Regions from separate parts of the Homo sapiens genome. Here all the other regions are linked to region 1. A link is a loop called in an ENCODE intact Hi-C map of the cell type or tissue named here. Cell type or tissue: mammary epithelial cell. All regions are shown on one strand. Links, peaks and the distances in the headings refer to the core of each region. The heading gives the core; the rest is flanking DNA. Region 1 overlaps ARHGAP26 (Rho GTPase activating protein 26). Region 2 has its middle 70 kb from the start of ARHGAP26-IT1. Region 3 overlaps ARHGAP26 (Rho GTPase activating protein 26).

The links. Hi-C counts contacts between places; a loop is a spot of excess contacts. Peaks named below come from ENCODE experiments on the same cell type or tissue, not always from the same donor. Only the 100,000 strongest peaks of a DNase experiment are listed, where the experiment ranks them.
Region 2: a loop joins it to region 1, with 9 times the contacts of the local background. A loop is called at or near these places in 3 of 110 quality-filtered maps.
Region 3: a loop joins it to region 1, with 3 times the contacts of the local background. A loop is called at or near these places in 4 of 110 quality-filtered maps.

What each region holds. Positions count from the first base shown.
Region 1 is chr5:143,172,962-143,183,543 of GRCh38, forward strand. All of the region lies in intron 20 of ARHGAP26 (Rho GTPase activating protein 26), which reads left to right. Among named protein-coding and RNA genes, the nearest start is that of ARHGAP26-IT1, 14 kb to the right of the region's middle. RefSeq lists an enhancer at 10,372-10,531. In mammary epithelial cell, for the core only: a CTCF peak has its summit at 4,874; a DNase peak (open chromatin) is centred at 4,500; H3K27ac peaks cover 2,441 bases.
Region 2 is chr5:143,257,325-143,267,906 of GRCh38, forward strand. No RefSeq gene overlaps it. Among named protein-coding and RNA genes, the nearest start is that of ARHGAP26-IT1, 70 kb to the left of the region's middle. In mammary epithelial cell, for the core only: no CTCF peak of the experiment used is centred there; DNase peaks (open chromatin) are centred at 4,637 and 5,227; H3K27ac peaks cover 3,053 bases.
Region 3 is chr5:143,011,032-143,021,613 of GRCh38, forward strand. It overlaps ARHGAP26 (Rho GTPase activating protein 26), which reads left to right. Exons shown (of 23, transcript NM_001135608.3): 12 at 3,049-3,085. Among named protein-coding and RNA genes, the nearest start is that of ARHGAP26-AS1, 150 kb to the left of the region's middle. RefSeq lists enhancers at 8,515-8,564, 8,985-9,194. In mammary epithelial cell, for the core only: CTCF peaks have their summits at 3,161 (motif pointing right) and 5,935; no DNase peak of the experiment used is centred there.

The DNA of each region.
Region 1 (10,582 bases), core at 2,538-7,537:
TCATGCGAGTTCAGCAAGCAGTTACCATGTCTACGGCATGCCAGGATACTGTTGGGAAGGTAGTATTCCGTGTACGTGAGACCTGCACCCAGGTTTCTTTAAGGTAGCCTGGCAGTGCTGTGACAGAGACAGACTCAGGATGCAGTGGGACCCAGGGGAGGGACACTGAGCCTCACCCTCTGGGCTGCATCTTGGTAAGTGAGTAAAAGTTACCCATGGGAAGATGGGGGACATTGCAAGCAAATGGAACTGTGCAAGCACAAACAAGGAGAAAATAAATATGGAGTGCCCTCGAACTCTTTGGCCTCAACTGATCCTCCCACCTCGGCCTCCCAAAGCACTAGGATTACGAGCATGAGCCACTGCACCCGGCTCATGCTGCATGCCTGAGAAGTAACAAACCATTCTGCAGGGTGTGCAGGAGCCACGAGGGCCTAGAGGGAGTGGAGTCAGGAGAGCGGAAAATCACCACAGGCCAGAATTTTCAAGAGACGTATTTTTAGGCAGGTCCAAGATGTTTCTCCAAAAACGAAGTGGCTTTGCATTGTTTTATTAGTAAGAGTCAACATTTCCGAATTCAGGCACTTCGCTTCGCAATTTACATAGGCATTGTTTTTCTTAATCCTCACAGTCACTTCTGACAGGTGGGTATTGTTTTCCCATTTTTGCCGGTAGCAGCCTCAGAAAGGTTAAGTAACTTGCCCAAAGTCCACAAAATCTAACTGCAGAGACTTCCCCACCTCACCATTTGGGAGCTTTTTTGTCCAAAGACTATGAATGTCCTAAATCAGAGCCCAAGTAGAATTGGAGTTCTGAGTCATGCTGTGTGGAAGGGAGAGGTGACCTTGACCTAGACTGCACCCTAGGCTTCCCTATACCTAAAAAATTTACCCTGAAGATGATTTTTCTTTGGTGAAGGCTGTTAGACATTGAGGCTGGTCTGCCCACAAAGATGAATTTGGTTTTGGCAAAACTAAGTAGCTCCTCTTCCCAAGATTCAGTTGCTGTTTGAGGGCAGCATCAAAACAGAGAAGTGTTGTATCTTCCTGTGTGTAAAGCAGGAAGGGTGACATCTGTTTCTTCCAATAGCCTCTCCATGTTGTTTAGAAATCAGTATTTCTTAAAAGGAGGATGGCAGCAGGTAGAACAAAATGTCAATATTCATTCAGTGCCTCTTCTGTTTTATCCAGCTCAGAGATTCTGTCCCATGCAAAATAAAAGATAGGTAACAATCTATTGTTCAGTGTTAAGGATCCGGTTGGGTATGTTGTTGTACATCTCCACAATGGCATGCTACATAGCCACTAAGAAAGAACGAGGAGGCAACTTTTCGTGTAATGATGGAGCAATCTCCAGGAGATACTGTTAAGGAAAACAGTCAGGATTCAGAACAATGTGAATAACTGGTGGTCATTTGTTTTTAAAGGGAAGGGGAGTGTGAAATCACACACACACATCCACCCACACCAGCTTGCAAGTTCATTTAGTATCTCTGGAGAAAATATGAGAAACTCATACTAATGGTTACTTCTGGAGAGGGAAGGAAGAGTTATTTTTCCTGTCTACCCTTTTATACTGATACCCTTTTATACTGTCTGGAAATTTTATCAACTGATATAATAGCCATTCCAAGCAATAGATTAATGTAAAAATTAAAGAGAGAAAATGCCCCATCCCCTAAACAAGTTGAAACATATTCATATAATTTATTTGTAGATATATACCTCTATCCCATGGTTGTGAATTAGCCGTCATATGAGTATTTTAAATTTGTAGTCTATAAGCAGGCAACTTTTTAGCAATATGGGATTACATAGGATCATAGGTAATTGGAACCCTCAGCCAAATACTTGCTGATACACTACCTCTGAGTTTCTAAACAAGTGAGCAAGAAAGTCCTGTATTGAACTTCTAAGCCTCATACCTGTCAGGGACTGATAAGTACACATGGGCAGGTTCTTTGATATGTTTCCAAGTCCATTATCAGAGATAAGGAAGCTTAAGTGTAAATCTGTGATTTAACTACATTTCAAATTTGATGTGGAGCTACAGGAAGGATGCCAGAGAGAACCTGTGTGCTCCGAATACATCTGTTGCTCTAGCTCTTTAAAAGACTTTCTTTTCCCCACATAAAAGGAGCCCAAATGTTCTCTCTGCTATATAAGGCTATTTAACTGACCTAAGGGCTAACTCTTACTTTTTGGTGCTTCACAGATGACTAAGTGGTGGTATTATTTTAACCAGTAAAAATTCAGAAATCTAGGGTCAGGCTTGCAGCTGGCAGAACTTGTAAACAGTTAATGATTGAAAGGACTAATCAGCATCTTGAAAGGCAGCTCATGAGAAGCATAAGCAAAATGCTTAGGGGTGCCTGCAGATAGAGGACTGTGGCACTCTGTGGTGACAGTGAAGGAAAATGTGTTTGATGTCATCTTGTCACAGAGAAAGGCTATCTGTCAGACCTCAACTTAGCATGAGTTTTTCTTTTGTAAGTATGTAAGATATTTTCAGAAATGTTTTAGAAAAAAGATTGTTTTTTAAACCAAATTTTCAGTGTCTACTCGAAAAAAATGGTACACTTTTTTTTTTAATGAAGAATGTTGGATACCAAAATGTAAGAGATTTCTAATAAACAGCCCTTCTCAGTTGGTACAGACTTCAACACCTGGTCTAGAAGTTTTATACTATTGGGCATATGTGGGGTGTGGGAATTATTGTTTGTTTAGTATTTTTGCAAAAGCAGGCTTGGGTTTCTTTCTGATTCTTATTTAGGTTTGAGAGAGAACTGCCATAAGAAGGTTTTTGTTTTTAGCCAATTTTGACTTTTTCCCTTAATTTTTAAATTTCCTCATCTGAAATATGGCACAATAGGCCAGGCACAGTGGCTCACGCCTGTAATCCCAGCACTTTGGGAGGGTGAGGCAGGTGGATCAACTGAGGTCAGGAGTTCGAGACCAGCCTGGCAAACATGGTGAAACCCCTTCTCTACTAAAAATACAAAAATTAGCCGGGCGTGGTGGTGTGCCCCTGTAATCCCAGCTACTCAGGAGGCCGAGGCATGGGAATCACTTGAACCCAGGAGGTGGAGGTTTCAGTGAGCTGAGATGGCACCACTGCACTCCAGCCTGGGTGACAGAGTGAGACTGTGTCTCAAATAAGTAAATAAATAAATAAATAAATGAAATATGACACGTGACAATGAAACAGAATTGTCTTTATGAGATTTATGTCTTCTCTTAGCCAGAGATTAGCCAAGCATTTGTTCCTTAAAAATGAAAAGTCATGATGCCTGTGTAGTGAGCCATCTGCTGCTCAGCAGACTGCATAAGAGACTTGCCAGCCACTTCTGCTTTTATATTTATGAACTGACGTTCACTTCTTAGATGGTAGGAATTAATCCAGTGGGACTCTACTTTGAAAGTAAGTTTCTTATGGGAATTTACCTGCAGGCTTGGCAGGCGAACCCTTTGGGCAGAATAGTGACTCCCAAGCACCATGGCATGTTTGTTTTCGAGAGTTTTTGTGTCCCTCCTCTGGTTCTTCTTCCTGGGAGCACCACCTCCATGCTCATATGCATTGACATAGAAGTCCTTTCACCACTGAATGTAAAGAGCCAGCCTAAAAATGAGAAATTAATTTACCTTCGCCCCAGGGTAGCTTAGAGACAGCTTTTAAATTTTGATGTTAAAAAGCACTTGGAAAGACAGTTCATTTTGGAGCCTGCGGAAGGAATTACTTTAGTTAAGGGCTTAACGTAAACCTAAGTAGCAGACCATTAGGCAGAGGTCTACATTTGGCATTGAAACTTAAATTTCAATACTATAATGAAAATTTCCACCATAAAAGAGACTCGGGTGTCTGATTTTCATCGTTATGCAATTTTCAGCTCATAATCTCAGAATCCGTAAATGCCTTTAGGATCTAATTTGCAAAGAGAATTACGTATTGCAAGGAGCCATGTAAAGTATATAACTAGTTCTGTGGAAAGCAAAGCTGTGAGTGACATCTAATTAGGCTACAATATCAATGTGCTTTGGCTCTGGCACTCATCTGTCATTACTTTGAACAAGCCATTTGACCTTTATATTATATGTAGGGACCATACCTCTTCATTTGCCTGTTAGTTCTGTTGCCCTGGTATAAATTTAATTGCGCCTTTCTGCTTCAATGTGCTGGTTTGGGTGATAAGTTATATGATCACTCACTATATACAATCTAGAATAAATGATAACACTTCATCATATTAGTTTCCCAAGTGTCTTTTTCACTAAGTTGATCATCTGTGGACCAAGGACCATCTAGTTGGCCTCTCAGAATAGTGTTTGGCTTTTGTTTGCTACATAGTGCTTGTCAAATGAAGGAATCAGCTTCTCAGGCTGCATCACGAGCCTGTAGGATTTGGATCCGTGAAATGTATGTGAGATCACCAAGCATAATGCTCCCCAGTGAAAACAGGACTCATCGAATGCCAAGACGCTCAGTCATGGTTGATTACCAGACCACAGAAAACCTGGCAGAGCTGGCACGTCAGTAGCAGACACGTACATGTATTTGATATGCATGCTCACCCATAGCTGCCTTGGAGACAAGGTGCTGTCGGCAGACCAGAAGTTGGGAAAAATTTCTGATAGGCTTAGGATCTGGCTGGCACTGCTGTCAGGAATAACAATAATACTACAAAATATATTTATAGTGCTTTTCAGTTTTCAGAGCCACTTGAAACAGTTTGCAGAGTGTTTCATTTGATTTTGGCACTAACCCAAATCATAGCACTTGGCATACTGTACTATAGTTGCCCATTTTCTTCTCTGATTCCTGCTCTAAGCTGTAACGTAGGTCAGGCCCACACCTGTTTCTTGTTCACTATTGTTTCCCCAGCACTTGAGGGTGCTCTTTCCAGGTGTGTGATAAATACGGATGGAAAGCATGATGAGTGCAGGGCAACTACTATCTCCTACATTTTCTAAATGAGGGACACTGAGGCTCAGAGGGCATAAGTGGCCTGTTCAAGTCTGTGTGGCAGTCCTTTTTTTTTTTTTTTTTTTTTTTTTTTTTTGAGACAGCATCTCACTCTGTCACCTGGGCTGGAGTGCAGTGGTGTAATCTCTGTTCACTACAACCTCCGCTTCCCAGGCTCAAATGATTCTCCTGCCTCAGCCTCCCAAGTAGCTGGGATTATAGGTGCATGCCACCATGCCCGGCTAATTTTTGTATTTTCAGTAGAGATGGGATTTCACTATGTTGGCCAGGCTGGTCTCAAACTCCTGACCTCAAGTGATCTGCCCACCTCAGCCTCCCAAAGTGCTGAGATTACAGGCGTGAGCCACCGTGCCCAGCCTGTGTGGCAGTCTTAACCTGTAAGCTCCTGTTCAAGCCTGGACCTTTGGATTCAAAGTTCAGTGCTCTTTCTGTTGAATCAGTACCCAGAAGAAGGAGCATTGTGTTCATTGTATGAGGGTGACAACTTTGCAAGAAACATAGAAAGATGGGAGACTGCAGTTCCTTCCACATGGGATTTGCTTCCCCTACCTACACTTGCTAACATCTGCTGTTTCTTTTAGGATCCACTGAGTCCTCCTCCAGGGAGCCTTCCCTGCTGCCCTGCCCCTTGACTGGCTTAGGTGCCACTATTCAGCGCTACTACAATAGCTGGTGCTCATTTCTGTCGTTGTACTTAACAACAGCTGCTGCTGCCCATGGGGGCTCCCTTGGTGCCAGACACTGAGCTGAGAGCTTCACATTTCCTCACGATTGCCCCAGGAGGGAGGCTGTTCATACTTCGTTTTTCAAGTGGGAAACTGAGGTTCAGGAAAGTCATCTAACTTGTACAAGGTCACCCAGCTTGTAAGTGGTTGACCTAGAAATCATCTGACTCTAGGCTGCTGAGCCCACCACACCCCACTTAACTATATGATTTTTTTTTTTTTCCAAGGAGTCTCACTCTATCACCCAGGGTGGAGTGCAGTGATGCAATCTGGGCTCACTGCAACTTCCGCCTCCCGGGTTCAAGCGATTCTCCTGCTTCAGCCTCCCAAGTAGCTGGGATTACAGGCACCTGCCACCACACCTGGCTAATTTTTATATTTTTAGTAGAGACCCGGTTTCACCATGTTGGCCAGGCTGCTCTTGAACTCCTGACCTTAGCGATCCACCTGCCTCAGCCTCCCAAAGTGTTGGGATTACAGGCGTGAGCCACCGCGCCCAGCCATTTATCATGTATCATGATAAATACATGATTATCAGACATTAATATACCAGCTTTCCCCCACTGGACTGCACACTCCTCAAGGGCTGGCATGAGGGCTTATTCCTCTTCAGCATCTAGTACCTTTCCTGGCACCAAGGCAGCACTTACTAAATACTTGTTGGGTGTACGAGCAAGAGAGGCAGCGAAGAGAGCTGTGGGAGCCCAAGTGAAAACAGGGACTGCATCAACTTCTTGGACCAGCCTGGGATCTCCTGGGTTGCGTTGCTTTTTGTGACTGACTTTCTGCTCTGCTGGCTGTGATCACTGCTCCTGCACATTGCCCTTGCTGCTCAGAACAGACACTGTGAGCTATGCCTGTAGGCTTTTGGCCCTGGGGCATCTTCCCCACACCTGGGGCTTGGCTCCCTGGGAGAGAAGGAGAGTTCTTAGCTGCAAGCCACTGGGTGGCCACTCCAGAAGACATCTGGAAGGAGGACTCTCCAGAGGGTTTCTTGGGCCTTTTCTTGTCTGAAGTAATTTGCTCCCTTTTATTTCCCATTTAAAAAATCTGGAGTTATTTCCAATGTTTGGTAATTCCACACTTCATTTGTTATTGTGGGGAAAGTCCTGTGCTGAATTTTTTTCATCCCTACTCTTAAAACTAAATATAGGAATGCCTCATGTCAGCCTGCATTTTGTCCCCACTCAACCCACTGACACTGCCTCTCACCAAGGTTACCATGACCTCCCTGTCAAACCTCATGACCCCTTTCACGCCTTGTTTTACTTGATTTCTGGCAACAATGGTCATTGTCAAGAGCCCTGTTGGTTTAAAACCCTCAATTTGCTTTTGTCTTTGGTGGCACCACACTCTTGAAGTTTTCTGGACATCTCTCTGTCTCAAAGGAGCCTCCTTTGAAGGCTCCTTTCCCCTTAAGAGTTCTTATTTCAGAGAGTCAGGTTTTAAATTCTCTCTCTTTTTTTTGTTTTGTTTTGAGATGGAGTTGCACTCTGTTGCCCAGGCTGGAGTGCAGTGGTGCGATCTTGGCTCACTGCAACCTCCGCCTCCTGGGTTCAAGCGATTCCCCTGCCTCAGCCTCCCAAGGGGCTGGGACTACAGGTGCACACCACCACACCCAGCTAATTTTTGTATTTTTAGTAGAGACGGGGTTTCACCATGTTGGCCAGGATGGTCTCGATCTCTTGACCTCGTGATCTGCCCACCTCAGCCTCCCAAAGTGCTGGGATTACAGGCATAAGCCACCTTAAATTCTCTTCTTAACTCCAGTTGATCTTGTCCCTTTCTGTAGTTCCATTTATCAGCAACATATCTGTGTTGGTGCATTTTGTCACTGCTATAAAGAAATACCTGAGACTGGGTGCTTTATAAAGGAAAGAGGTTTAATTGACTTACAGTTCCGCATGGCTGGGGAGGCCTCAGGAAACTTACAATCATGGCAGAACGAGAAGAGACATGTCTTATATGGCGGCAGGCTAGAGAAGTGTTAGGAGCGAAGAGGGAAGAGTCCCTTATAAAACCATCAGATCTCATGAGAACTCACTATCACGGAGCATTCACCCCCATGATCCAGTCTCCTCCCACCAGTCTCTCCCTAGACATGTGGGAATTACAATTCAAGATGAGATTTAGATGAGGACGCAGCCAAACCATATCAATGCCAAAAACCATATCCCAGATCTCCTACCTGTTCTTTAGGCCCATCTACCCAAATGTCTGCCAAGCCAGTTGACTGTTACACATGAATGGTTCCCCTTCCTCCCCTGCACCCACACCTGTGTGTCTCCCTGTTTCCATGAATTCCATCTGGTGCATGGAAACCTGGCCAGCTTCCTTTACTCATCACTGACTTCTCAACAATGATCAAGACCTGTTGATTCTGTTCTCACAGCAGCCTACCAGTCACCATCCCCACTGCCACCACCTCAGCCCAAGCCTTGGCCATCTGGCCTTCCTGACCCTTTTTACTGGCTCATTCTCTACTCTGAAACCTGTGGGATTGTTCTACCATGCAAGCTTGAACACAGCACTCTCCTGCATAAGAGTCTTTGATGGCCCCATGGATACTATATACTCCTTAATCCTTTTATTAACTGGGAGGCCTGGGTGACCTACTCTGGCTTGCCATTGCAGCGTCTGTTTACACTCTTTACTTTGACCTTACTGTACTTGTTGCACTTCTGCAACCTTGCCCTGTTTCCTCTCATCTCTGGGGAACACTGTGTTCTTAAACATCACTTCCTTCAGAAAGCCTTTCCTGCTTCCCCCTCCTTACACCTTCCTCCTCCATGCTCCCTAAACTTGATGGGAGAACTCTCGCGTGTTAGGGAAGCATCATCCCCAGTGGGGCACTTATCAGTGTGTTGTCATCACCTGGTTATTTGTCTCATTCTCTGTGGGCCATACCTGTCTTCCCAGTTGTATCTCCTCAGTGCCAAGCACAGTGGCTGGAACAGAGTGACAAACATTTATTTATACGTGACATGAATGAGTAAACAAATGAATTACACCGGAATAGATTTCTGGACAATTCATTTTGCAAAAAGAGGAACTTTAGCTCCGCACTTTGGAGATGCCAGTGTCTTTGAGATGTTAAGGACTTTTTGTTTTGTTTTTGTTTTTTAATTCTTTAACTATGTTACAGGTTTAGCAATGCCTCCGATTCAGGAATTTGTTTAAAACCCCCCAGTGGCTTAGAGCTGCACATAGAATAAAATCTAAACTGTTTCTCATGGTCTACATGGTCAGCCATTGTTTACCTGACTTAACTAACCTCTCCGACTTCCCCTGACACGGCTGCCTCCCTGGCTTGTACGCTCCTGTGCTTATTCTTGTCCCCGTACAAAGCACATCCATTCTCGCTGTGAGGCCTTAGCAGCACCTGCTCCTGCTGCCTCAGAAGGTTCTTCCCTGATCCTTACATGCTATAGCCTGCCCTGACCCTTCTGTCCCCACACCCATCACTGTCTACCACATCACTCTGTGTTATTTCCCTAATAGTAGTAAGAGTTGACAACTCTTACTACTCTTACTACTGTTAACTCATCTCAGCTACTATTCTGGAGGAACACAAAGCACTCGGCTTTGGTGCTAACCCACTGGGAGTTGGCCTTATCTTGAACAGTTGCAAAACTCATCCACAGTTCATCATCTGCTGAAGAGTGGCTTGCAGATGATGAACTGGGAAACTCCATAGGTTTCCCTCTGAAATGTTCTTGCCCGGTATTTCACTCGTTTGTCTCTCCTCATGACACTAAGCTCCATGAGAGTAAGGCCTGTCCTGTCTTGTGTATCACAGGATTCTCAGCACTTAGGACAAGACCTGGCTCTGATGCTTCCTAAATATTTGTTAAGTGAATCCGTTTTAGTTTAAAAAAACAATAAAACTTGGTTTGTTGATAAGCTATGAACTCCTTTACCCAAACCCTGTCATTAACATGGAAGATGCACAAGATCATTTATTGTCTACTCTAGCTAATTGGCCTAGGAGATAATTCACATAACAATTGATTTTTATATACTCATAGCCCTGAAATTTCCTGGCTATAAAGACAAATCCCTTGCTCTATGTGTGTGGTGGCCTGGCCATGCCAGTTCTCTTAAGTAAACAGTCACTCTGTCGTTATCCACCCAATTCTCAAAATCAAGCCCCATGTAAATAGTCATCTCCATAAATCCTGTCAAGAAAATTAATTTTTAGGGTACAGTCATTGGTTTTATTGTAGTCCTCCTAATCCTGTGTGACATAGATCCTTTGGAAAGTTGGTGCTACCAGTTGGGAAGTGCCCCAGCAGGCCCCGTGGTTGTCTGGCTTTGTTGACTGTCTGAATGCAACACGTTGACAATGGGTTAGCTGCTTTGGTTTTAGGGTTATTCTCCTTATGCCTCATGCAAATGAAAAGTGGCAAAAAAAAAAAAAAAAAAGAAAAAAAAACCTCATTTCCTTTCCTAGATAAGGCCTGTAGGGGAATTTCGGCTGTTCTTGGTGGCAGTATAATCTCACAAAAGATGTATAAACACAGTGCTTTGCCAAATATTTACAGAGCTGAGGGGCAAGAGGTGGGTTGGCATAGGGCCAGATTAAAATGTCCTGGAAGGTTTTCTGTGATTCCTCAGAATGCCAAATTCATATACATGGTCTCCTCACCTGTGAAATGGGGCTAATGGTAGGACCTGCCTGCTGATCTTATCGTGGGGATTGAGGAGATAATGAGAGCCGTGTGCTCCGTGACCTGCCTGGTAATAAGCCTTCAGTAAATGTTAACTCTTAGTACTATTAGCTCATCTCAGCTACTATTCTGGAAGAACACAAAGCTCACAGCTTTGGTGCTAACCCACCGGGAGTTGGCCTTATCCTGAACAGTTGCAAAACTCAC
Region 2 (10,582 bases), core at 2,488-7,487, 84 kb after region 1:
CCTCCCAAATTCCCTCCTACATAGTGTCCCAGTCAACATCTATCTACCCTTAACCCCTGGCCCTAGGCAACCACTGATCTCCTTTCTGTGACTGTAGATTAGTTTGCCTTTTTTAGGATTCCAAATAAATAGAATCATACAAAGTGTGCTCTTTCGTGTCTGTTTTCTTTCAACAGTTTTTGAGATTCTTCCGTGTTGTTGCATGTACCACTCTTTTTTATCACAGCAGTATTTCATTTTATGAATACACTATAATTTCCTTATCTATACACTGTTAGTGAACACTTAGTTGTTCTCAATTTTTGACTACTATGAAAAAAGCTGCTATGAACATTTTATGTATAAGCCTTTGTGGGGACATATGCTTCAGTTTTCTTAAATATAGATATTTTAAACAGAGAAACCTAGTAGTAACTTGCCTTGTTGGAGAGTGGGGTGAGCCAAATTCAGGAGTCCAGAGGGGCATTGTCACAGAAAAGGACCGGGTCCCAAAGTGCCACATCTGTCTTTGATGAGAATGGCTTGCCTACTGTAGCCCCATCAGCAAAGAAGACTGTTTTAATGGTTGTCATTCCATTTATTGTACTCTACATTTTGAGTCAGAGAAAAGGTGTCTTTTCTATTTTTACATGCAGTTTACATGAAACTAAAGCTGATTCAGGATGGATTTTTATGGACGATAGCAATGGCTAACATTTTTAAACATTCAGGATGCTGACCATTTCCCATGTTTTACTATTGAATTCTCATAACAACATTGTGAAGTAGGAACTGTTGTTTCCCCAATTAGAAAACCCGAGGCCTGGAGAAGTTAGGCAACTTACCCAAGATTATATGCCTAGTAAATGGTAGAGTCAGCATTGGAACACATTTAAACCAAGGTCTTTCCTCCCCTCCTCTCCCCTCCCCCTCCCCCTCCCCCTCTCTTTTCTTTTCTTTCCTTCCTTCCTTCCTTCCTTTCTTCCTTTCTTTCTTTCTTTCTTTCTTTCTTTCTTTCTTTCTTTCTTTCTTTCTTTCTTTCTTTCTTTCTTTTCTTTCTTCTCTCTGGTTCTCTTTTTCTTGTTTTTAAGTTGTCTCACTCTGTCACCCAGGCTGGAGTGCGGTGGCACTATCTCAGCTCACTGTAACCTCTGCCTCCCGGTACTAAAGCAATCCTCCCACCTCTGCTTCCCGAGTAGCTTGGACCACAGGCGTGCACCACTATGCCTGGCTAATTTTTTTGTATTTTTTATAGAGACAGAGTTTCGCCGTGTTGCCCAGGCTAGTCTCGAACTCCTGAGCTCAAGTGATCTGCCTGCCTCTGCCTCCCAAAGTGCTGGGTTTACAGGCGTGAGCTACCGCCCTCAGCCCTTATCCTATGCTCTTAACCACAAATTACACTCCACATAGTTCCTGACTCATACTACTTGCTAGGTAATATTAATGGCGGTCTATGCTTAATTGCTGATAGCTTTCTGATGAAGTCATTTTGGGTAGATTCATCCTGCTCTATCTTTAATTGTGTTGAACTAAAATCAAAAGCAGGTATTTTCCCCCCTGCCCGGTCCCCACAGGCAAATTCTTCTAAAAGAGCACAGATTATATTGTTGATCCAGCCATTCATCATTTTCATCCATGTCGTCATCAGATATTTACTGAATGCTTTGTAGTAGACACTGTGATTGAATCTAAAATATCCTTTCTACCTCTAGAGAATTAGGATTTTTAGCCAATGATGATAAATCTGCTCTCCCTTGTCACAGATTGGTTGAGGGGTGGGCCGACCCTAGCCTGTTTGGGCCAATGAGAGGTGAGTACAGGGCTGTCAGGATCTTCTGGGAAGAAGCCCTACCTCCACCGCCCTCAAGCTGGTCTCTCCATCTTGCAGCCCGAGGGAGGCCTGATGTGGCGTGAGGCTGTGGTCTGCAGAGTGGAAGGCTCCAAGAACCTGGTTTGGAGTCTCACCTTCTGTGTCTCCAGTTAATACGAGGTACAGCTTTCCTTTTTTTCATTGCTTAGGCTGATTTGAGTGGAGTTTCTAGCACTTGCAGCCCAGTTTCAGAGATTCCTCCACGGTAAGTACCTGCCCAGGTGCCTCAGGGCGTCTCTCTCACCCTGGAGAGGCAGGTGCTCGGCAGCACCTGGGCCTGCTCGGTTATGGCTCTTGACAGGCACTCCTATTACCCATCTCCCGTGCTTGAATGTAGGCTCCCTGTGGACAAGGACACCTCCCAATTCATTTTGGGATCCCCAGGGCCAACCTCGCAGGATGCATGTGGTGGACAACTGCTGTAGATGAAGGGAACCGTTATGGGGGGTTGTGTGTGCGTTTCCTCTGAAAGAACTGAAGGTTCAGGGAGGGGATTTACATGTTTGCGTATCTACTCTCTGTGCCAGGTGTTTTACACATACGTAAATTCATTTCTTCCTTGTAGCAATCCCAAGAGCCAGCCACAGCAGCAATTCCATGTTTTATAGATAAAGAGCCTGAAGCTTTCATCTAGAGATGAAATAACACTTATTTAAGGTCCCACAACTAGTAAATGTGCTAGGAAATGCTTAAGAATAGAGCTTGAAAAAGCCCTTTAATGATTCTCTCTCTCTACAATTTTTGTAAGTATATCTATGTAAGATAGATGGGTAACATTTTCTTCAATTCTGGTTTATAGTGGCTTAGGGTCATTATTTCAGATATTGGTTTTCATCAATTAATTAAATTTTTTGATTAGCACAAAATTTCCCCCAGACTTTACTGAGGTATAATTGACAAAATTGTATATATTTAAGTTGTGCAACATGATGCTTTGATATATATATATATATAGTGAAATGATTACCACAATCGAGTTAGTGAATACATCCATCACTTCACAAAGTTACCTTTTTTTGTGTGGTAAAAAAGTAACTTTCTGATCTTTCTTGGCAGATTTCAAGTATACAATACAGCATAATTAGTTGTAGTCACCATGTTGTACATTGGATTGCCAGAACGTATCCATCTTATAGCTGACGGTGTGTATCCCTTCACCAGCACCTCCTGTTTCCCCTACGTCCTAGCCCCAGGAAACACCATTCTACTCTCTGTTTCTATGAGTCTGACTTTTTTTAGATCTCATAGATAAGTGTGACTATGTGGTATTTGTCTTTCTGTTCCTGGCTTATTTAGCATAATGTCCTCCAAGTTCATCCATGTTGTTGCAAATGACAGGATTTCTTTCTTTTTTATGACTGAATAGTATCCCATTGTGTGTGTGTGTGTGTGTGTGTGTGTGTGTATATATGTATTTCTTTTTTATGACTGAATAGTATCCCATTGTGTGTGTGTGTGTGTGTGCACACACACAAATGGGCAAAGAAATGTAGAGTGTATCCCACACAATGGGATACTAGTCAGTCATAAAAAAGAAAGAAATACACACACACACACACACACACACACACACACACACTACATTTCTTTGTCCATTTATCTGTCCAAAGACACTTAGATTGTTTCCCTGTCTTGGCAATTGTGAGTAATGCTGCAGTGAACATGGGAGTGCAGATGTCTCTTTGAGATACTGATTTTGTTTCCTTGAGGTGTATATCCAGAAGTGGGGCTGCTGGATCATATGGTAGTTCTATTTTCAATTTTTTGAGGAATCTCCCATAGCATTTCCTATAATGGCTGTACTCATCAAACATTAAGAGATATTATAGATATCTTGTAATTAGATGCTAATCAGTGTACTGAGTTCTGAGTGTACATGAGCAATACAAAAGTAGGCCTTGGCTTTCAAGCACACACATCTATGGTGTCACGAACTTGGCTTGAGTGTGTGTTGACCCTTACAGCCCCTGCTAACATCCTAGAATTTTGGATTTGGAGTGTAAACAGTAAAGTTGCACTCATTTTCTTTAAAGATAGAATGCTAAAAACTATTATCAGTGGATTTTAGTGTTCTGGTTAGTTGGCCCTTTGTTGATCTTCATTATAATTGAGATTTTTCAGCTTTTTTCCAGACAATTGAACATCATTGATGATGTTAATTACTGTCTTTGAGGCAGATTTCGGCCCACATACCCATAATTGGCAGGGCAAACAAAGAATCCTTTTAGGATTATATTTAATGCAGTGCTTTATTCCCATGTTATAGATACAGAGCAGAATCTCTTATAAAACACCTCACTCTCCAGAAACTTCAGTATGTTCTAGATAAATTTGTACTCAGGGTACAAAGTAATGCTGAGACGTTTTCCCTGTGCTCCTAAAGGCCAAAAGATGGATCTGGCTAGAGCAAGGAGTGCTTGTGAAAAATGTTTTGTTCAGCTCTGTACTGTATATTTTTTGATAAACTGTTTTTTTAAAATGAATTCTTGGGACACATCAACTATGAAAGAGGTTGCAGCACATCCAGCCTTTCACCTGAGTCCCTGGCAGTTTTGTATATGAGAGGTGGTATATTAGCTTTCTGGTTCCTGTTTGCAATTTGATAGTGCGTTTTTTGGACTCTTTGCCACAAAGAGGTATGTAATCTGTGGCCTACTGTATTTGAGTAGGAAGCAGCTAAACTGTTCATGGCCCCCGGTCACAAAGATGATGCCATGTTTGATCTGTTCCATCACCCTGCTCTGACACACTGTATTTTTAAAACTTGAGATATGATTCACCCTTTCAAAGTGTAATTCAGTGGTTTTTAGTATATTCACAAAGTTGCGCAACCATCACCATCATCTAATTCCGGAACATTTTCATCACTTGAAAAAGAAACCTTGTACCCATTGCCAGTCACTCCCCATTCCGCTGCTTCCCTTTGCTTTTGGTAGCCACTAATCTACTTTCTCTCCTATGGATCTGCCTATTTTGAACACCTCATATAAATGGAATCACACATTATGTGGTCTTTTGTGACTGATTTTTTCTATTTAGCAATGTTTTCAAGGATCATCCGTGTCGTTGCATTTAATAGTACCTTATTCTTATTCATGGCTAAATAATATTCTATTGTATGCAGAGGCCACATTTTATTTATCCATTCATCAATTGATGAACATTTGGGTTGTTTTCACCTTTGACTATTGTGACTACAGTAATTCCCCCTCTATTTATGGGGGATACATCCCAAGACCCCCAGTGGATTCCTGAAACTGCAGATAGTACCAAACCCCATTGTGATAGTCTGTCTGGTAACCAAGATGGCTACTAACTGACTAATGGGTGAGTAGTGTATGTATAGCATGGATACACTGGACAAAGGGATGACTCATGTCCTGGACAGGACAGTGGGATTTCATCATGCTACTCAGAATGGTGCATGATGTCAAACTTTCAAATTGTTTATTTCTGGAATTTTAATATTTTCAGACTCTGTGGGTAACTGAAACTGTGAAAAGTGAAACCACAGATGAGGGGGACTACTGCAGTGCTGTTATGAACATTCATGCACAAGTTTTTGTGTGATTATATGTTTTCAGTTCTCTTGGGTATATATCTAGGAGTGGATTGCTGGATTATATGGTAACTCTGTGTTTAACTTTTTGAGGAAATGTTTTCTATGGTGGATGTACCATTTATATTCCCAGTAATGTATAGGGGTTCCAGTTTCTTAGTATTCTTGCCAATACTTGTTATCGTTCATCTTTTTACTTATAAATTTCCTAGTGGATGGTGACCCACTATATTTTGCTGGAAGAAATGTATAATCATCATATTTTCACATTTTCAGCCTTAAAGGCCTATTCAATACAAAAATAATCATTTTCTCTAAATCTTTATCTTTTACCTATTGAAGGCTATCATTGGAATAATTCAGTTATGTTATTTACTTGAACTTATAGGCTAATCATTGAAAATTCTTAATTATGACTTGAACTTTTGCCAGCTCTGAGGTGGATTTTATTGAAAATTTCAACCACATCTAAAAAAACTCATTATTTAGATGAAATTTAAAAATTATTTTAAATCACTTGACTATGTTCCCTTGCCCCAGACTATTTCCAGTGCCTCAGACAGTTAAATAATGTTATTGAAACAACTACAAACACAAGATTTTCAAAGTCATTACTAAACATTGCAGAAGAAATATTTGCTTCCTTGCTTTATAAGTCACCGTGGCCAGTGCCTTTGAAGATATTTTCAAATTGTTTACTGGCATTGTGCATTAAACTCTTTCTTCAGAGTAGGCTCTGTGAGCCAGAAAAATAGTAACCTTTTTCTTTGTTAATACTAAAATTTATGTTGACCGTATGATTCACAAACTTTTGACATTATGTTATCTCCTTGTGGTGGTTACATTATCCCTTTGAAGACAGATATTAATATTCTTCTTGTATATATGAAAAATATACTCAGAAAGATTAACAATTGCCCAAGGATTCACAACTAATAAGTTGCTCATGTAGGCTTTCGATTTCATTTCTCTTGATTTTTTTCCCTCACAGCTGTGAACCCCGTATATCTGAGACAGGTCTCAGTTAATTTAGAAAGATTTTTTTGCCAAGGCCTGTCATGACACAGCCTCAGCAGGTCCTGACCACATATGCCCAAGGTGGTCAGAATACAGTTTGGTTTTATACATTTTAGGGAGACATGAGACATCGATAAACACATGTAAGATGAACATTGGTTCAGTCTGGAAAAGGTGGGACAACTCCAAGTGGGGAGGGGGCTTCCAGGTCATAGGTAGATAAGAGACAAATGGTTGCATTCTTTTGAGTTTCTGATTAGCCTCTCCAAAGGAGGCAATCAGATATGCATTTATCTCTGTGAGCAGAGAGATGACTGATTAGAATGAGAGGCAGGTTTGCCCTAAGCAGTTCCCAGCTTGACTTTTCCCTTTAGCTTAGTGATTTTGGGGCCCCAATATTTATTTTCCTTTCTCACAGAACTCTCTTCTAAATGTAGAATGTTCTCTTAACAAATATAAAAATGATGATATTAATACAATTCTCAATAGTTGCTCTTACTGCTTTAGTGATATGAGAAAACAAAAATTTAACTTAAAGTCTCAGTAACATCTGCATTTACAAGTCTCTGGTCTACCAAAACACCCATTCACTTAGAATAGTGCTAGGCCCTGGAGAAACAGCTGGGTCAAGACATGGCCCTGGCTGGGTGTTGTGGCTCACACCTAGCACTTTCGGAGGCTGAGGTGGGTGGATTGCTTGAGCCCAGGAGTTCAAGACCAGCCTGGGCAATTAAACCTTGTCTCTACAAAAATTAGCTGTGAGTGGTGGCATGCACCTGTAGTCCCAGCTACTTGGGAGGCAGAGGCAGGAGGATCATTTGAGCCCAGGAGGTGGAGGTTGCAGTGAGCTGAAATTGTGCTATGGCACTCCAGCCTGGGTGACAGAGTGAGACCCTGCCTCAAAAAAAAAAAAAAAGTATATGGCCCTGTTGGTGAGAAGATCTCACTTTAGGGAGTGTAGACAAATCAATTGACTGTAATGTGTGTGCTGGATGCTGTAAAAGAGATGTGTCTTGTGGTATACAGGGGAGGGGATGGGCCCTGGAAAAGCCTTCCCTAAGATGATGTGTATGAAAGAACCAGATCAGAGAATGGCAGTTCAGGTAGAGGTAGCTCTATGAGCTGAATGGTATGGAGGACCAGAGGAGATGTCGACTGGAAATTTCAAGTGGTCTCAATGATGCAAACTTGGGGTGTATTTGCATATATTGAGTTAAAAGTTTGTGTTGGGGAAGATGGAACAGAAAATAGGCCTAAAGAGGTAAGTTAAGACTAATTTGAGAAGGGCCTTGCCAAATGTCTTTGGTTTTCTATTCAATCTATGGAAAAGCATCAGAGGCTTTTGAATGGGAGACCTGCATGATCAGATCTGATTTAGAAAGAAAATGGAAAGCGGTGGTGAGGATGGTTTGTGGTGCAGTGAGAAAACAATCAGGACAATCAGTTGAAGGTTTTTGCTGTGACTCAGGTGAGGAATAATAAGGACCTGTATGGCAGAGCTAGTGGTACTTTAAAAAAAAGACAGGTATTCCAGGTTTTTTAGTTGGCAAGTAGAATTTTCATATGTTAGTGATGGTCACAGTTTGTAACCTGAGAATGTTTATTTGAGCTATTTTCTAGTTCTTAATGTTCTTTACTAAAGAAGGACATCTAAGTCTGTGACTTACTGATTTTTTTCTAAAGGCAGTATTTGTTGGCTCACGGAAGTTGCAGATTGCCTTACAGAGAACTCTGATTCTGCAAGTTTGAGGGTTTTTTGCATTTGTTTTTAAACTTCAAATTTATTGAGACCTAATTTACATACAGTAAAATTCACCCTATTTAGTGTAGAGTTCACAGTTTTGACAAACATATATCGTCAAGTATGTAACTACCACCACAATCAAGGTATCAACCTATAAAGTTCTTTCCTGTGCCTTTGTAGTCAGCTGCCTCCTCTAACCCCCAGCACCTGGCAACCACTGATGTGATTTCTGTTCCTATGGATTTGCCCTTATTTACATAATATCACATAGATGGAATCATACAGTATGAAACCTTTTGTGTCTGACTTCTTTCACTTAGCATAGTACTTATGAGATTCATTCATGTTAATGCATGTACCAATTATTCACGTTGACTGCTGAGTAGTATTTCCTTGTAGGAATATACCACAAATTATTTATCTTTTCATTTGTTGATGGATGTTTTTATTGTGTCCACTTTTTAACTGTTGTAAGTAAAGCTGCTGTGAACATTCATGTACAAATGAACACATCTTTACATGGACATATAATACTTTTGGGTTAGTACCTAGAGGTTGAAAGTCTAGATTATATGGGAGATGTATATTTAACTTTTTACGAAACCACCATACTGTTTGTCATAGCAGTTGTACCATTGTAGATTCTCATCAGTAGTGTATCAGAGTTCCCCTTCCTCCACATCTTCACCAACACTTGGTATGGTCAGTCTTTTAAATTTAGCGTTGTAATAGGTACATAGTGATATCTCATTGGGTTTAGTTTGTATTTCTCTAATGACTAATAATGATCATCTTTTTATGTGTCTATTCTCTATCTGCATTTCTTCTTGGTGAAGAATCTATTTAAATATTTTGCCCATTTTTGTGGGGTGAGGATTTTTTTTTCTTATTTTTGAGCTTTGAGAGTTCTTTACATATTCCAGACACACAAGGTTTTTTTTTTTTTTTTTAAATCAGGTTTATGCTTTGCAAAGATTTTTCTCACAATTTTTGGCTTGTCTTTTCATTCCCATAAAATTGTCTTTTGAAGAGTAGATATTTTAAATTTTGATGAAGTCCAGTTTATCAATTTTTTAAATGAATTATGTTTTTAGGGTCATGTCTAAGCAATTTTTGCCTAACCCAAGGTCACAAAGATTTTCTCCATTGGTTTATTCACCAGTTTTATAGTTTTAGATTTTACATTCACGTCTTTTTTCCATTTTGAGTTAATTTTTGTATATGATGTGACCTATGGATCCAAGTTCATTTTTAAAAACATACTTAGCTAATTCTCACAGCACATTTGGTTAAAAAAAGGTTATTCTTTATTGCATTGCCTTTTTAAAGGCTATTTTTTAAAGAGAGGTTTTAGGTTCACAGCAAAATTAAGAAGAAGGTACAGAGATTTCCCGTATACTCCCTGCCCCCCAAATCTGTAGCTTCTCCATTATCGTCTCACCATGAGAGAGATAGATTTATTGCAACTCATGAACGTATATTGATACATCATTATCACCCAAAGTCCATAATTTACGTTAGGGTTCATTCTCGGTATTGGACATTCTTTATGTTTAGACAAATGTATGATGGCATGTATCCAACACTGTAGTATCATAGAGTATTTTCACTGCCCTAAAAATTATCTGTGCCCTGTACATTTATCCCTCCCTCCCATCTAACCCCTGGCAACTGTTGATTTTTTTTTTTTTTTTTTTTAGCTGTCATCATAGTTTTGCCTTTTATGGAGTTATATAGTTGGAATCATACAAGGATGTAGCCTTTTCAGATTGGCTTCTTTCACTTACTAATGTACATTTAAGGTTCCTCTGTGTGTTTTCATGGCTTGATAGTTCATTTCTTTTTAGTGCTGAATAGTATTCCATTGTCTGGATATACCACAGTTTATCCGTTCACCTACTGAGTGACATCTTGGTTGCTTCCGAGTTTTATCAATTATGAATAATGCTGCCATAAACACCCCTGTAGATGTTTTTGTGTGGACATAAGTTTTCAACTCTTTTGGGTATATACCAAGGGATGCAATTGCTAGACCATATGGTAAAAGTATGTTTAATTTTATAAGAAACCACCAAAGTGCCTTACAAGATGGCTGTCCCATTTTGCATTCCCTCTAGCAGTGAATGAAAGTTTGTTTTGTTCCACATCCTTGTCAGCATTTGGTGTTGTCAGTGTTCTGGATTTTGGCCATTCTAATGGGTGGGTAGTGTTTGCTCGTTATTGTGATTTTCACTTCCCTGATGACATATAATGTGGAACATCTTTTCATTTGCATATTTGCCATATATCTTCTTTGGTGAGATGCCTGTTTAAGGTCTGTGGCCCATATTTTAGTTAGGTTGTTTGTTTTCTTACTGTTGAGTTTTAAGAGTTCTTTCTGGGTTTTGGATAACAGCCTTTTATCAGATATGTC
Region 3 (10,582 bases), core at 3,038-8,037, 160 kb before region 1:
TCACTCACAGGTCACAAGGCTCTGCAGGATCGGATTGCTGCCCCTCTGCCCTATCCTTATCTCCTACCCCTCTCTGCATTGCACTGATTGCTAATCACACTGGCCTTCTTCCTTCAAATGCAATGACTTTTCACCTTCCAAGGACCTGTACTTTCTGTTGGCACTAGCCCCCACGTCTTCCCAAGGAGGTACCCCTCATCATTCAGGCCTGGCGCAAACGTCATCTCTTCCGAGAGGCATTTCCTCGCCTAAAGTCCACAATAAACCCCCGCTTTTTTTTTTTTTTTTTTTTTACTTTCTCCAATGTACTTATCAATATTTGAAGTAATCATAAATGTGCATCTGTTTATTTCTGTTTTCTTCAGTAATTGGAAAGTTTTATGAGAGCAGAGATTACAGATGTCTAGTTCATCTGTATCCCCAGCACCTGGAACGTTGCCTGACCATTATAAGCACACAGTAAATATTTGTTAAATACATGGATAAGTAAACGAATTGCAAGCAACATGGGAAATTATTATTTAGGAGGTCTTCAAACTTTTCAAAGCCGCTATGCCCTTCCTCAATAGCCACATGAGTAAAATGGATAAAAGCCAAGGGAGGGGTCATTTGGTCTTAGCTTCTCTCCAACCCCTTTGTTTGTGCAGGTGCTGTGTGGCTCAATTTGGAAACCATGATCTAGCTCAAGTTCATTTATATAGATGATAAAGATGCTGCTGAGGGAGAGTGGGCCACTGTGTTTCCTCTTTTAAGTAGAAATTACACAACCTCTATGTCAGCCTCCACCTAGACTTCGTGGTGACTTTTGCCCTCCCCTCAAATTCCATGAATGTTAAGCATTTCTTTTCTCAGTAGTAGAGTCCAAAGCGCTTGCATTGTGTTGTGCTGTTTCAGTATATTTCTTTGGCACAGTCTCATTTGATGTTCACATCAGCTCTGGCTGAGTTAGTCAGAAAAACCTATCATCGCCCACATTTTATAGATGAAGAAATTAAAGTTCAGCAAGATGAAGTTACCAATGGGGAAGCCCAGGCCAGGATCAAAATCTTTTGACTCCTTATCTCTAGAGCGTTTAGGTATATGCATTGATGCCTTTTCATTCATTAGACAATCCTCTTTAAGTACAGAAACCTGTTCTCTTTATACTCATCTTTCTGACCTTTAATAAGTGGCCTGGTAGCTTTAGTTTTCTTTAGAAAATTAATAATAAAATGGGATGATTTGTTATATTTAGAGCTTGATAATTCAAAGACCTTCTTGGGCGACTCCTTCAGTTTATGGATGAGGCAATAGATGCCCAGAGAGGCTAAGAGACCCAGTGACACAAAGCAGCTGAAGGGCCAAGTGGGACCTCTTGACCAGCCATTCTCCGTCATATTTCTTAAGTGAAAAATCCCTTTCTGGATTTAATGGTTCTTTTCAGAGGTAGTTGCCTTGGTTTCTTTAGGGGTTAAATAAGTGGTTCTCAACTGAGAGTAGCCATTAGAGTCACTGGAGGGATATATTTATATACATACATACATATATATATATATATATATATATTATGATCAGGTTCACCTTATGCCTTTCTATACCTACAGAACCTTAATGACCAAAGAAGGGCTTGGGTTCTATGATTTTTTTTCATTTATTTATTTAAGACGGAGTCTTGCTCTGTTGCCCAGGCTGAAGTGCAGTGGCGTGATCTCGGCTCACTGCAAGCTCGACCTCCTGGGTTCATGCCATTCTCCTGCCTCAGCCTCCCAAGTAGCTGGGACTACAGGCGCCCGCCACCATGCCTGGCTAATTTTTTGTGTTTTTTAGTAGAGACGGAGTTTCACCATGTTAGCCAGGATGGTCTCGATCTCCTGACCTCATGATCCACCCGCCTGGGCCTCCCAAAGTGCTGGGATTCCAGGCATGAGCCACTGTGCCTGGCCGATTTTTTTCTTTTCTAAAGTAGAGGTTTCATCTTGTTTAATTATGACAGCATATCAGAGATGGGCAAACTGTGATCCAAAGACTGAATCCAGCCCACCACCTTCTTTTGTAGAGCCCATAAGCCAAGCATCATATTTACAAACAAATATCTATAATTGACTTTATAAGGAATACTAACTTTGAGTACCAATTAAGCTAAATATCAACCTCTCTTAAAAAAAACTTATTCTTCTGATTAGTAGGCTTGCATTTCAGAAAATCATACTCAAATATTATTAGTTTTTAAATTTTGTCAAAAAATGTATGAAAATTTACTTTCTATCTTGTTGTAGAAGTACCTACATAATGTCATTGATTTTGCCTCTTGGCCCACAAAGCATAAAATGTTAATGTCTGACCCGTTGCAGGAAAAACTTGCTGACCCTTGCAATATGTCATTGTCTCTTTTATATTGGGCATTTTCTTTTTCTTTATTGGGGTACTTTCCCTTTTTGTGATTTACATTATTTAAGGGGTTTCTATGGAAAATATATATTCTCCTTATAACATTCAAATTTCTAGAAGTATGTAGAGTAAAAAGTAACAGTTCCCACTCCCCGGTATTAACAGTCAACAGTTTTTGATGTAAAGGTCCTGACTTTGCCACTAACTAGCTGTGAGACATTAGTTAACCCCTCTAGGCTTCATATTCTCCATCTGTGAAACAGTGATAATAACAGCTCCTGCCCAACAGAATTGTCATGTTGATGATTTCAGATCATTCATGTGAAATGCTTAGCACATTGCCTGGTGCGCAGTTCATGCTTAATGATTTGTAACTAATTTTAATTTTTTTCTCTTTTCTATTTATGTACGCATATACATTTACTTGCTTTCTTAAAAAGAGGGAATTTTTTTTTACACAATAAAGTTGCACAGATGATTCTGATGCACACACACTTAAGAACAGCTAAAGTAAATACTGAGAAGTAGATAATTATTGAATGGGTTCATGTTTGGGAGCCAGAAATTACCTTCCACTTCATGGTGCAAACTAGGGAAAGTGAGGAAGATAATGGTTTTCTACAGTGAACCTATAGGGTGGCATAAAATGCACATAAGTGAATTTTTATTTTTATTTTCCAGGTCTACAACTCGAACAAAGACAGCCAGAGTGAAGGGAGTAAGTACGATGCTTGGGTAACCTTCTACAGCCAGGGTTGGGAGTAGGCTTTGAGAAGTTGCTACTCCAGGTGTGAACCACCAGGCGGTGCTGTGGGCGTGTTGGGTTGGCTCCAGTTCCCGAGTGCAGTGGGACATGCCTCCACCCCAACTTTCCGCCAGTGACTCCAGAGGGACGGTAAGTGAGCCTGGCTGGCAAGGCTGTAGTGTAGTGACACCTTGCATTGAAATAATGGGTCACACTTTACAAAGCATTCTCGTGTACATTATCTCCTTTAATCGTAGGTCTTAAGACTATAGCTCGTCACCACTTAAAAGTTACTTAATACAACAATACTCAACTCCTGGAGAGCCTTATCCTGTGGGAAAGCCAAAGTTGCTGTTGCCTCCAGCACGGTCTCGCTCAAAGGACTGGAGAGGCAATAACTATGTTAGGTGATTTCTTAGTAACTGTTTTCTTTGTGGTCTCTTGTGGGAGGAAAGAATGGAGATGAATTCTATGGTAATATTCCTCTCTAATGGAAGTGTCCCTGGGCAGCCTCTGTAGACTGTAGTGCATTTGCCCTGCTGCTGCCTGTAAGCACTCTGGTTAATCATGATTTCCAAGGGTACCTGTAACCTTGTAAAGGCAATGGGATTAAAATGAACCTGCAACTGGTAGAATGTTTGGGCTGATTATCTCCTTGGTGTATAGGAGAAAAAACAAAATCCTTCCAGGTTGCTGCAAGAGTACAAAGGAAATCCTGTCACCTTGCTTTGTAAAATCCACTTGAGAAAAAATTTAAAGGTTGCCCTACTGTGAATTCCAGTTGTGTTAGGAAAATCAGTAGAACAGTGCCTCTCCATGTGGACCAAAGGATGAAGTTGTTTTTTTGTGAAAGCCATTACAGGACAGAGATTTTTCCCCCCCTTTCTTTCTCTTCAAAATATAATTTTTTACCCAGGAGTTTTGTATGAAATATTAAATAATTTGGAATGCCTGCTGTGGGTAGGTTGAGAGGCCTTTATGAGATGAAAAAAAAATGTTCCCCTCCACCTCCAAAAAAAATAAAATGAGCAAGGGAAAAATTTCAAGTAAATATGCAAGGAAACAAAGAAGTAATTCCACCCTACCCCACCCTTAATTAGGTAAGATTGTTTTAGAACACTTGAAGTCAACTCTGACTAACTGAGGCAAAAACAACAGTAACAATAATGAAGGAATATGTAAGGCTGTATGGTAGCTCATAGTAAGGTCAGAGGAGCTGAAAAGCTAGGCTTGAGAATAGATGAGTTCTGGAGACCTAGGAACCCGGTGAGAAAGGGTCTTCTGGATAATACGACAAAGCTCTAAACTGTTTGTAGTCCTTGCCTCACCTTTCTGAACATTGAGATTTCCAGGCAACAAGTTGGTCTAATTTGGGTCCACCCAGGGAAAAACTGTACATTTTGATTGAGAGTTTCAAGACTGCTGCAAAAAATGGGAACAGAGTAGTTTCCCAGAGGGAAATCAGGGAAGCCATCAGGACCAGAGGGGATGGATGCCAAGCAGGCTACACTAACAGATACTCACACCTGGCCCTGCCTGGGACACATTGCCTCCATAATAAAGGACCCAAGAGTGGTGGGGTGGGGGAGGAGAGGCACGTGAATGGAGACCTCCCCCTACACCAGCCAGAAGTTTACTTTTAACTTGTGACCTTATGAACCTACATCTCTCTACTTGGGATAAATCCCAATAGATTTGAAGGACAACCATGGTTCTAGTGGTGGGCATCCCAACTGGTTCTGACATTTCTTAAGGCATTTCGAGGATATGCTTTGGAATCCTTAAAAAAGTGACCACCCTCTAACTCCCCAATGGCTTATCCTAAAGAAATCATTAGAGTGCAAAGATAGTTTGTACAACAAATAAATTTGTTGGGGCGTTGGTGATAATAGCAAAGAATGAGAGACAATCTAAATACCAAATAGGGAGTTGGCTAAATAAATTAAGGAGTAATACACAGCCTTTAGAAAGAACCAGAGAGGGCTGGATCTATTTGCAGAAATTGTGCTGATAGTTTGTTAATGATTGAAATTTTAAAAAAATTAGGCTATAGAACAACATACATAATAACATGCATTACTTGACCTCCCTCAAGAAAAGAATAAGACAAACAGTTTTATTTTGGAAAATATAAGCAGTTGTGACATTTTGCTTTTTGCACCTCATTATTCACAGAGCAAAGAGAGTTGCTTGCCTTGGGTGTCTAATGATTCTTCAGTCATTACCCTTTCATCTAGCACACAGGAGGTAAAAAGATGGGTTAAAAAAATTGGTCACTTTTGCCAGCACGGTGGCTCACGCCTGTAATCCCAGCACTTTGGGAGGCCGAGGCGGGCGGATCACAAGGTCAGGAGTTAGAGACCAGCCTGGCCAACATGGTGAAACCCTGTCTCTGCTAAAAATACAAAAATTAGCCAGGCATGGTGGCACACGCCTGTAATGCCAGCTACTCAGGAAGCTGAGGCAGGAGAATCGCTTGAACCTGAGAGGCAGAGGTTGCAGTGAGCCAAGATCGTGCTATTGCACTCCATCCTGGGCAATAGACTGAGACTCTGTCTCAAAAAAAAAAAAAAAAAAATTGGCCACTTTTTCAGGAGTCATTTAAATAGGAATTGTTTTTTTAGGGTATTGATTGATTTCTAAGCTGGCAAACCAGTGTGATGGTCTGGTTTAGTGCTTCCTCACCCTTTTTTGAGTTTGGACCCTTTCCCACATGGTACAGGTTCTTAGCTTCCCCTCCTTGGTGGGGTTGTTTTACTGTATCTCTTGATTGCAGTAATTTACAATTTAATGCAAACCCCCCATAAGGCTCATCTACCACAGGTGGCGCTAATGCTCTGGGTCTTGATTGTTCTGCAACACTCCTTCTGTTTATGACACAATCTAAACTCTTTTAAAGATATGAAGCCAATCTGATATGAATTTAAGAGTGAGACACTGCTCTTCTTAACCAGATTCCAAATGTCTAGAGTCCAAATTCCAAATGTCCGGCATTTTCTTTTCTAGGAAATGTTTTGGTGGGAATTTCAATGCAAACATTTTATCAGAGAGCCAGAATGTTCTGAAGGAGCAGTTAACAAAAGGGAATTTCTGAATTCGTTTGCTTTCATCTCGAAGTTTCTCTCAGGGCATACGGTGCCTGTGGAGTATAAGACAGGGCCATAAGTAATGTCTGTCAGCTGCTGGTATTTTCCAAATGACCCAGTTGCCAGGGAGAGGATGGCAGCTGATAAATATATGTACATTTCTTTGCAGAGCCTTTTCTTCTCCTCTTCTCTATGCTCTGTTTGGATCTCAGGTTTAGAGAGATGAATTCATCACACTCCCCTGTTCATGGCACATTATCAGCACAGGTTTCTTGATTCATTCATTCTTTCGTTTCATTTTATTTATTCATCCATTCCCTTTTAGTTCTTTTTTCTAAAATGTGTGTCTTTTATCTTCCTGTGTTCTTGATAAATGGTGTGTGTTAATAAATGGTTCTGGGTCTTGTTTTATTTCTTACTTTGTGCCCTCATCATTGTGTCAGGAGCCATTCGTATTCCTCTGTGTCCTTTTATGCTGTGGCTTCTGATTACTGCATAATTTGTGGTACACAGCACTTTGTATCTGTTTTTGTAGAGATGTACTCCATCTTCTCATGCCTCCAACTCCTCATCAGTACTCACACCACCACAATGGACATCTTTGTACATATCTTCCTGTGTGAGAATTCCTCTGGGATACACCCACCCAAAGCATTGCTGGACAAAGGCTATGCATATACTTAGTTTAAGCACTCTCTTGTATTGTTCTCCAGAGTGGTCGATCCGCAGTCCCACCAACCCTACATGCAAATTTCTCCATTCCTGCCAACTCTCACCAGTATTCAGCTCTCTAATTTTTTGCCAGTCTGATAGGTGTAAAATGATAGTTCATTGTTGTTTTAATTTGCATTTCTCTGGTAATTAATGAATTTGAGCATCTATTCATAGGCCTGTTAGTTTACTGGGTTTCCTCTTCTGTTAATTGCCTATTCATGTCCTTTGCCCATTTTTCTATTTCAGTTACCATCTTTTCTTTTTGATATGTAAAAAGTTCCTACTGATTCTAGATACTAATCCCTTGTTAGATTTAGCCAGTTTAAATATGTTCTCATCTTGTCATCTGTCTGTTAATACGTGGTATCCTTCTTTGACTATAAATCCTTCAAAGCCCTTTTATATATTCAAATCATCTCTTTTTTGCTTTCTTGTTTATGATTTTCAAGTTGTGTTTTGGAGAAGGCCTTTATGACCCATGTCACAAAGATGTGTACCTATGTTTTCTTTTATTGGCTTTATGAGTGTGTCTTGCACATTTAAGTTTCTAATCTAGCTGATTTCCACCACTGTATGAGATGTTCCATGAAGATCCATTCTTATTTTTATCCTTGGGAAGAGTTAGTTTTCCTATCAACATCTACTAAGCTATCCATTCTTCCCTCGATTGATTTGTAGTGCCAGTGTTCTTGCATTTTAGGTTTGCATATTTTAGTTCTGTCTCTGAGCCCTTTATTCAGGTTTTTTGTGTAGCTGTTTTTGTCCCAATACCTCTCTGTTTTTAATAATAACTTTGAGGCAACTCTTAATATCTAGTTATATAAGTCTCCTCTATTTATTCTCCCTTTTGAGGTTTGACTTGGGTATTTATGAGTCTTTATCCTTCTGTATAAATTCTATAATAAGTTTAAGAAGTTTCCCCTAAAATAAAATTTTTCTTTGCGAGTGCATTGAATCATACAGGTTATTTGGAGAAAGTTGACACCTTTGTAATATTAAGTCATGTCTTCCAAGGGTTTTGAATGTCTTTCCATTTATTCAGACCACCAGTGTTTTTTATTAGGATTTTATTTTTCTGCCTAGAGATCGTGTGTGCTCCTGGTCAAGTTAATCCCTAAATACTAAATTTAAAAACCAATATTTTATTTTGCCAGCCCTGCTACCCATGGGGACCCTTCCTGGATTTGCTTCTAGAATGTCAGGAATCTATATCAGTGACACCAGATTCTCTAATTTGTCAAACTCTTACCTAGTAGAGAAGGGAAGGGGAAAAAGGGAGTATTGGTAATAAAGAAGAAGAAAGTATGATATTGTTTCTTCTTAAGCTTTTTTTTTTGAGGAAGTGGTCACTGCCAGTGTCAGTCACCTAGTTATCTGATACTTGTCATTGATTCGTCCCTTTCATTATTACAAAGAACAAGACTTCCCTGGGCAAGAACCATTTCTCCCATCTCACCCGCTGCAGCCCCGTTTGCTGTATCTCTCGATGTCTTTTTGTCTTTTTGCTGTTCCCTACCTTTGGGTACAAGGTAGGGAATATCTTTAGGGAGTTATAAAATTTACTCCCCAAAGACTATGAGAATTGGTTCATTTTTCTTTGTAATGAGTCCAGGTTGGAAGCAGGATGAGAGGCCTGTTCTCAGCTCAGGCTGCTATTGTCCTGCCGTCCCACCTGAGGGAAGGTTAGAAAGCCGAGAACTTGTCAGAGAGAACACACCAGTCCAGTGCAAGGGAGTAAGAGAAGGGCAGGCTCTTACAGTGTGAGTTGGTCTTTTCCAAGTTTGATGTTTTAAATAACAAATGTCACTGCCTACTTAACTCTAAAAAGATTAGCTTGTTTACAAGAATGCTGCCCTCCCACTGTTTCTCCAGCTGCTTGAAGGCTGAAGTCTGACAGATTGAGGCAGAGAGGGCTCAGTCTCCTAATCTTGACTTTATAGTGCCACTTTCCTCAATGTGGGTATTAACTCAGATTCCATAGGTTAATCGGGTTATGTTGAAAGGAATATGCTGAAGTTGCTGCAGGCATGCCTTCTCATGCATGTCAGGACCTGGCTTAACACTGGCCATCTGGCTTTTCAGAATGCCATTTTGTAGTTCACTCCACTTCTCACTCTTGTTCAACATTTTCCTGTTACTCCCACCTGGATCTTGTGCCGGATGAAACTGCAGGAGTCCAGGCTTCCTGTAGCTCTTCCTTCAGTGAATGCCTCTAGAAGTTCTTGGACTCCTGGCCTCACGTGATCCTTCCATCTTGGCCTCCCAAAGTGCTGGGATTATAGGCATGAGCCACCACGCCCAGCCTTCTGGGAGTTCTTAAGGGCAGGTGGCACTGAGATATATGAGTACCGAGAGGTAAGGACACTCATAACTAGAACACACATCTGTCTCTACCTTTAAAGCTCATGTGATCTGCTGTGGAGGTTCAGACCACAGGGGAACAATAGACAGATGGCCCAATTACATCGTGTGGGTGTATGTCATATTCAAACCATCTACAGAAGTACCCAGGGTGCAGACTACATGCCCAGAGCTCATGGATTTGAGAGTGAGCTACACTTGAAAAATGGAAATTTCCTCCCTTCTCTCCTCCCCAGAAGAAGAAAAAATATAACACTTCCTCCTCTTTGCATCCAAGTCCTAGTCCTTTCTTTCCTTGTGGTTTGTTTTTAATCTAGTGCTCTAGTGCTTTTTTTTTTTTTTTTTTTTTTTTGAGATGGAGTCTTGCTCTGTTGCCCAGGCTGGAGTGCAGTGGCATGATCTCCGCTCACTGCAAGCTCCCCCTCCCGGGTTCACGCCATTCTCCTGCCTCAGCCTCCCAAGTAGCTGGGACTACAGGCACCCGCCCTCACGCCCGGCTAATTTTTTTGTAGTTTTTAGTAGAGACAGGGTTTCACCGTGTTAGCCAGGATGGTCTCGATCTGCTGACCTCATGATCCGCCCATCTCGGCCTCCCAAAGTGCTGGGATTACAGGCGTGAGCCACTGCACCTGGCCTAATCTAGTGCTTTTATAAGAATCCTTTATATTTGAATAAAAATGCTGAAGAACCCACTGCAGTTTGCCAATTTGTCATTCACACTGGGAGGTGGGGAGAAGAGCAGTGATTGAAGAAGGAAATATGAACTCATTGTAGAATATTACAGAAATACAGCAAAATGATTTTGAAACATTCAGTCAAAAATCATTGGTAATATTATTCCCAGAGATACTTCCTTCTTGCCTTTTTTAAATGATGTCTTGTATGTATTTTGTCAATGTCAGTATGAATTTTAATTTAACTGGCATTATGTTGAATATGCTTGTTGTATTCTGCTTTAAAAATTACAGACATTTTCTGATGTCATGAAATGTTTAGAAGTATCACCTGTCATGGTTGTTTAATATTCTGTCATTGGACTATATCTTAATTTGTTGAATCATTTATCATTGTTAGACTAATGCTCTTTCCAGGTTTTTGGTATTACAAATAACATTGGCCTATGTTATTCATAATAGCTTCAAAAGTTATTAATTTCATCAGTTATTGGCCTTGTACATCAGCCTTTGTACGTATCTCAGATCATTCTCTTTGGGTAGATTCCGCCACGTGGATTAGAGAGAGGGTTTGCATGGAGGAGTAATGTGTGGCTGGTGTAGAATAGCATCCTGGGTGTAGAACTTTGGACAGG